3 separate regions of the Homo sapiens genome follow, and regions 1 and 2 are each linked to region 3. A link is a loop called in an ENCODE intact Hi-C map of the cell type or tissue named here. Cell type or tissue: mammary epithelial cell. All regions are shown on one strand.

The links. A loop is a pair of places that touch in the nucleus more often than their neighbours do. Peaks named below come from ENCODE experiments on the same cell type or tissue, not always from the same donor. Only the 100,000 strongest peaks of a DNase experiment are listed, where the experiment ranks them.
Region 1: a loop joins it to region 3, with 9 times the contacts of the local background. A loop is called at or near these places in 14 of 110 quality-filtered maps.
Region 2: it touches region 3 in a loop (2.6-fold over the local background); 2 of 110 quality-filtered maps call a loop at or near these places.

Annotation. Positions count from the first base shown.
Region 1 is chr5:119,020,636-119,023,135 of GRCh38, forward strand. All of the region lies in intron 1 of DMXL1-DT (DMXL1 divergent transcript), which reads right to left. Among named protein-coding and RNA genes, the nearest start is that of DTWD2, 33 kb to the left of the region's middle. In mammary epithelial cell, a CTCF peak has its summit at 1,519 (motif pointing right); no DNase peak of the experiment used is centred here.
Region 2 is chr5:119,163,487-119,165,986 of GRCh38, forward strand. DMXL1 (Dmx like 1) reads left to right here. Exons shown (of 44, transcript NM_001290321.3): 20 at 1,021-1,190; 21 at 1,697-1,794. Among named protein-coding and RNA genes, the nearest start is that of MIR5706, 10 kb to the left of the region's middle. In mammary epithelial cell, no CTCF peak of the experiment used is centred here; no DNase peak of the experiment used is centred here.
Region 3 is chr5:119,334,044-119,336,543 of GRCh38, forward strand. It overlaps a transcript of TNFAIP8 not described here. Among named protein-coding and RNA genes, the nearest start is that of TNFAIP8, 21 kb to the right of the region's middle. RefSeq lists an enhancer at 784-843. In mammary epithelial cell, a CTCF peak has its summit at 1,123 (motif pointing left); a DNase peak (open chromatin) is centred at 1,078; H3K4me3 peaks cover 646 bases; H3K27ac peaks cover 1,149 bases.

The sequences.
Region 1 (2,500 bases), 310 kb before region 3:
AGCCTTGCTCTGTCACCCAGGCTGGAGTACAGTGGTGTGATCGGCTCACTGCAACCTCCACCTCCCGGGTTCAAGTGCTTCTCCCGCCTCAGCCTCCTGAGTAGCTGGGATTACAGGCCCCACCACCATGCCCGGCTAATTTTTGTATTTTTAGTAGAGACAGGAATTTCATCATGTTGGCCAGGCTGGTATCAAACTCCTAACCTCAGATGAACCACCTGCCTGGGCCTCCCAAAGTGCTGCGATCACAGGCATGAGCCACCGTGCCAGCCATCCTAATTACAATATTTTCAAATAAAAAATTATGATAAATAATCTTAAATAGTCTGAAATCAGCTCTGCTATAGATAATTCATAAAGGCTGTCCAGCCCATTTCTGGCTCCTAGTCCAGTTTCCTGTCCCCATACTCCAAAGTCCTCTTCCCAAGACAGAAGTTCTTGATTCCCTGCCTGGCTTCAAGCTTTGGAAACAGTGCTGCCTTTCCTCAGGTAGGACAGCCAAAAAGTTATTTTTTTATTATGCTTTTTTGTATTTTCTAAATGTTCTATAATAAACTATTTTAAAACTCAGTTTTTAAGAAGCAATAAAAATATTGTAAGGGATTTACATTCAATTTGCAAGTGATTCAGTAATAAGTGATATGTGATCTTGCCATTTGTTGCATCCTTGTTCTGATTTCCCATAACAATTACCATATTCATAACCTAGGCCTTCCTGGTTGGAAATTGTCTTGTTCCCTCTGCCACCACAGAGGACTTAGAGCCCTTCACTGAGCCCTGCCTCCTGCCACTCTCATCTGTGGAACTGGGACCCTGTTAACTAACGGCTTACTTCTCCCATATTGCATGCCATAACAACACTCATGCTCAGGTTATCCTGTTACACCTGTGTGAACCTTCCTGCTAGGAACCGCTTTTCTGGCTCACCACTACTACCTGTTGCTGTTTTCCCTAGAGACCAAGTTCTGTAAGTCTTGAGGAGGTTGCAAACTGATGGTGCATAGGGCAAATTTAGCCCGCTAACATATTTGGTTTGGCACATTCAATGTTTGAAATGTTTACATTTGAATGTCCTTAGGCCAGACATATGTTCCCCAGTTTGCCATAGCCTCCAGTACTCCCTACTGTATATCTGCCCCTTTACTGGTTTACTTACTTGCTTGGAACATGAAGTCATTTGAGTTAGATCCTTAGGGAGAGAGTCCCTCCACTATCCCTACAGAACTTACCATCTCAGCTGGGCTCTGCTTATCTAGTAACTCAACAGAATGTCTAATTCTAAGTCTCAATTTTGCCTAGTCTTTCTGGCTCCGTTGATGTCAGCAAGTCCATTGTGTGAAATAACAATACTGCCTCAGTTGCAAGAAATTGAGCTAGGAAGATGATAAGATATTGGATGCTACTCTAGACTTACTGACTTGTTTACTACATCCCTCCAAATTATAGCTGTTCTCTGAAGAAATCTAAAAAAAAAGAAAGAAACTCACCAGAAGAGGGAAGCAAAGAACAGCCCAGATTTGCAGAAACATACAAATCTGATGGCTACTGAAGTAAGCATTACTGCACTTATTGATGACTTTAAGCAACTATCACAAGGATGGATGTTCATTGCCCAACCTTTCCATATGTAGTAGGTCCAGAAAATGCGCCCAGCCCCAGGCCCACATTCACTAAAGGATTGAATAAAGGATTCAATCCTTTATTCTCTACTGCATATTGAGAATTTGTTGAGTTTGAGAAAACATAGCATATCAGTTAGGGGAAAAGTTGGAGGAGGAAAGAGTCCAGATAGGGAGAACGTTGAAGGAGAAGTAAGAATAGAATAAGAAACAACCAAGCAAGCATGCGTGTAAGTAAAGAGGAAGGGAGGGGCCAGGCATGGTGGCTCACAACTATAATCCCAGCACTTTGGGAGGTCTAGTGGGAGGATTGCTTGGAGCCAGGAATTCGAGACCAGCCAGGGCAACAAAGCAAGACTGTAACTCTACAAAAAGAATTTTTTTAATTAGCCAGGCATGGTGGAGCACACGTGTGGTCCCATCTACTCAGGAGGCTGAGGAAGGATGATTCCTTGAGCTCCTGAGTTCCCAGGAGTTCAAGGTTACAGTGAGCTATGATCATACCACTGCACTCCAGGCTGGGTCACAAAGTAAGACCCCATCTCTGGGAAAAAAAAAAAAAAAAAAAGAGGAAGGGAGGAGGAAAGGCAGGGGAGCAGGAAAGCAAGTTAACAATTTATTGAGCATGTACACATGTGTACTTGATCCTTTTATAGATATCATTTCATTTAATGCTCACACCTTACTAAAGGTCACAGGGGCTCAAAGCAACAAAGTTGGAACGTATGTGAAGCCAAATATGTGACTCACAAGTCCATGCTCTTTTGATAACACCACAACTCTCTCAAAGGTGATTTATTTTAATCTGTGCAGCAAACTTTTACATAAGAGGTAACTCAACAGTACTTCACATGAGGAATAGATAAATTTAACTTTGAAAA
Region 2 (2,500 bases), 170 kb before region 3:
CCTCACTGCCATGTCTACCTCCCCAGTTCAAGTGATTTTTCTGCCTCAGCTTCTTGAGTAGCTGGGATTACAGGCACATACCACCATGCCTGGCTAATTGTATGGTTTTGTTTTGTTTTGAAGACGGAGTCTCACTCTGTTGCCCAGGCTGGAGTGCAGTGGCACAATCTCGGCTCACTGCAAGCTCTGCCTCCTGGGTTCACGCCATTCTCCTGCGTCAGCCTATCGAGTAGCTGGGACTACCATGCCCGGCTAATTTTTTGTATTTTTAGTAGAGATAGGGTTTCACCGTGTTAGCCAGGATGGTCTCGATCTCCTGACCTCGTGATCCGCCCGCCTCGGCCTCCCAAAGTGCTGGGATTACAGGCATGAGCCAGCGCGCCCGGCCTAATTGTACGTTTTTTGAGTAGAGACAGGGTTTCACCATGTTGGCCAGACTGGTCTCGAACTTCTGACCTCAAGTGATCCACCCACCTAGGCCTCCCAAAGTGCTGGGATTACAGCGTAAGCCACCGCACCCTGCTAGAGCTGGAATTTAACATATGCATTATGATTCTGGAGTCTTTGCAGTGCTATTCCTAATTCATCAACCTGAACTGCTTGCTTGATGTTTTTTTTTTTTTTTACTAATTCCATGGAATTACATCCACAAAACAAATGTTGACCAAACAAAGGTGAAAAGCAGCTTTGAAGACAGAAATATATCAACATAAAATAATGCTTTAAGTGTTACTCATTTTTTAAAAAGGATCCGAAATACATCAGCACAGTGGAATTTGCCATAAGCATTTTTTCTTTTCCTTTCAAAAAAATGCTATTTTTGCAAAACATATATGTGCTCATTGGAGTGATACAGTTATTTGAAGAAGGAAAAACTTAAAAAAGCCCATATTTCCAATCTTAAACTGTGAGTCTCATAGAAGTTTACACATTTATATTGAAAATATGGAACATACATTTCTGATAATCATATAAGCATATTTATAATTCTTATAAACATCATTTTTTACATTTCTTCAGGCCTGTCTACAAGTCATTTTGCTTGGGCATTTCACTCAGTAGCAGAAGAAGAACTGCTGAACATGTTGCCAGCCATGCAGAAAGATGATCCCACTTGGTCTGAACTAAGAGCTATGGGTGTGGGGTGGTGGGTCCGGAATACCCGCATCTTACGCAAATGCATAGAAAAAGTAAGTGTTTTATTTTGGTGTATAAGTGAATTAATATTTTTTGGACGTTTCTTTAAATGGCATTTCATATCTTCTCTGCCATTACTCCCTCTTGTTTTTGAAGCAGCAAAAGGCTTTTGAATAGTCTTTACATTTCATTTATAACGTGTTTCAAAATATCTAAAGTTTTAAAATGTATATTCTAATTCCCAAGTTTTTAATTGACAAACTTGTTAGTAGTATATGTCTGATTTTTACAAAATAATATATATGTTTAGAAAAATTTAAAAATAGTACAGAAGAACTTGTAATGAAAGGCAATAGTCCTATTATTCTCTGTATCCATTGAAGCCACCACTGTAAGTCACTTTTGTTATTATTTTATATATACATGCACATATTATTCATATACATATTTTTAAAATTTTATTAAACATTCAATGGATATGTGCCAGCCTTTCATATGAAAGAAATTACTTGTTCAAAACTGTTTCTGTGAAATTTTGATCAATATTTTTTGATTATAGGTAGCTAAAGCAGCCTTTTATAGAAAGAATGATCCTTTAGATGCTGCCATTTTTTACCTTGCAATGAAAAAGAAAGCTGTGATTTGGGGATTATATAGGTAGGTAAAAAAAAAAAAAAAAAAGGGTGCTTCAATGTGAAAACCTGTTCATAAGAAGTAAATGAATGAAGTAAGATTTGTTGTTCTTGTTGATGTTGATTCATGTAGATTCTTAGTTGTTTTATATTTAAAAGAGAGATTTCGTAAGGAAAAAGCCCCAAGTGTTTTTCAGAGTGGAAGAAACCTGATGAGGTCAGTTTAATTTGTTTTCAGATTTATCAATCCAGAAACAATATTTTGCTTAAGAACTTCTCATTATGCTCCTATAAAACAAAGGTAATGTATTAGTCCGTTTTCATGCTGCTAATAAAGACATACCCAAGACTGGGCAATTTACAAAAGAAAGAGGTTTATTGGACTTACAGTTCCACGTGGCTGGGAAGGCCTCACAATCATGGCACAAGGTGAAAGGCATGTCTCACATGGCAGCAGACAAGACAAAACAGAGCTTGTGCGGGGAAACTCCTGTTTGTAAAACCAACAAGTCTCTTGAGGCTTATTCACTATCACAAGAATAGCATGGAAAAGACTTGCCCCAATGATTCAGTTACCTCCCACTGGGTCCCTCCCACAGCACTTGGGAATTCAAGATGAGATTTGGGTGGGGACACAGCCAAACCATATCAGGTAACTAAACCAGAAACTTATGCTTGGGACAGGGAAGAAGATGAATTAAATGGTGGAGTCTGGAACAGGCATTTACCTC
Region 3 (2,500 bases):
ACACCGTGGGGCAACCCGTAAACACAAGGCTGTTTATTTCTATTCTCTTATTGGATAATTGTTTGAATATTGCTGTTGCCATTTTCTCTAACAACCAAAAAAAAAAAAAAACGGTTTACCTTACATATAAAGCATTTTGTACTTTTAAAATAACACCTTAGGTTTGTTTTTAGCCATACTTAATGCTCCCACAAGTAGACTTAATTTTATTTTTAAAGTAAATTGAAAAAGTTATCAAGGATTAGAATAGAGTGTTTTAAATAGCCCTTAAAGTTATATTGGTATTTATACACTTTTGTTCAAGTTGATATATAATATTTGCTTAGGTTTACTTAAAATTGTTCTGCTCAACAGATTTTTTGGAGCTTAAATTTAATACTAGGGAAAAACTAGAATTTGGAAGACATAGGTGGGTGTTGGTATAGCTAATCTTTTGGTCCATTATTGAACCCTTGGCAGCCAATAAATATTATTTCATAGAGTCCTGACTTCTCTTGTATGGAATGTGGTCACCTGCATATCATTTATAGTAAATGTACATTCGTCTACTAGATGCCTAGAGCTGTGCATGTGATCCTTTCGTGTGTGTGTGTGTGTGTGTGTGTGTGTGTGTGTGTATACCTGGGAGTCTGAGGCAGGAGAATTGCTTGAACCTGGGAGGTGGAGATTTCAGTGAGCCGAGAATCGCACCACTGCACTCCAGCCTGGTGACAGAGTGAGACTCCGTCTCAAAAAAAATGGTTATGTGTCTGTGACTGTATGTCATTGCATATATAGAGTTGAGATCAGAGCCAGCTTTGCTTGGGAGGATTTTGTGGAAGAAGTGAGTTTTGGGTAGAGTTCCAAAGGGAGGGTAGGTAGCGTACTTTGGCAGAAAGACGTGTACATAAAGCTTCCAAGGCTGGAGTGATTAAGTCATAAGCATTCAAGGGTAAGCATGAACCATTTGAGAACGAACTGTAAATTCGTGGTTGAAAATAGCCAGGCTAGAAGTGAAGGGGAGGCAAGGTTGTGCGTGCCAAGCTGAGAACCGTAGTGGCAGAGTGGCGCGTAGGAGCTTGTCTACTCTGTTCCTGGTAAATTTCACTCTTGGATATCAGCACATCCTGACCATGTTGCCATCTAGTGGAACTGGCTGAATTGCCTGTGGGAGCATCACCACCTTTTCCCAATTCAGGATAAACTCTAGTGTGATATCCTGGCAATAGGGAAACGTACTTCTCTTTTGCCTAGGAATTTTAAATGAACGAGAGAGAGGAGGTGAGTGCTCTCCCCAAATCACATTAATTTAAGGAATTTCTCATAGACAGTGTCTGGAGTCCATGGCATGACTGCTGAGAATGCTGGGTGTAAATGTCCATCAGCTTAAGGTATGGAGCGAGCAGGAAGCAGTGCTTGGGAGGTTCTGCAGTGGAGTGAAAGCATACCGCATCTCGCTCTGGGCCCTTTATGTTTCACCTGGGCTGGCTTGTTTTTGTCATGTGGTTACAGAGTCCATCCCAATGGCAGAGAGAGCCCTCTGACCATAAGCACCACACCCCACAGACCCCAGACCAAAGACATTGTAAAGGTCTGTAATCCTTCTGCCCTCCCTTCCAGCCATCCATGGACATATCTATTCAGCAAATACTTCTTGAATTATGTCCCAGGCACCTTCCAGGTACTAAGGCAGTGAACAAAGCAGATAGAAATCCCTGCTCTTGGAGAGCTGATATTCTAGGTGTGGGCAATAAACATCAACAAAATAAATAAGTAAAATATATAATAAGTGGAGAACCGAGTGCTAAGTAGAAAAAGATATTTTCAAGCTGAAGAGGGAAATAGGGATTGTTGCAGGGGGTGAGGGGGTGGAGGTGGGTAATTGTGGTTGCAATTGTGAGTGAATCCTCACTGAGAATGTGATTGATATTAGACTCACCTGAGAAGTGTGAGGAAGCCAGATGTGGATATCCTGGGGGAAGAACTTTCCAAACAGAGGGCAAGCGGCTGCAAAGGCCCTGAGGTGAGAATGGGCTGATGTGTTCCAGAAACAGTACAGAGGCTTAAGGGAGGGGGAGAGATGAGTCAGAGAGGTGGTGAGGGGCTAGATGGTGGGACCTTGTGGACAGTTATAATGAATTTGACTTGTACTGGGCATGAGATGAGAAGCCATTTGATTTAGTCCAATCTTCTCATTTACAAATGCAACGTAGGCCAAAGAAATCAAGGCAGGTGTCCCTGATCATCCAGCCTCATGGTGTGAGAGCTGGGATGAAAACCTGCCTCCTGCCTCTGGCACTCTTCCGGCCACCCTGCCTGCCCTGGGGGATACATAACCACATGCAGCTGTAGACTTCCAAGTACAGTGGTCTGAGAGGAAGAAAAGTGCTGTGGGCTCCTCCAGCACCTGTGTTTCAACCTGGTTCATCTTAGATATTCCCCTGCTGTGTCTCTGTCTACCTATAGAGGCCTCATAACAAACACAGAAAGCCTTAGACTTCTTATACTTCTTATTTCAGAG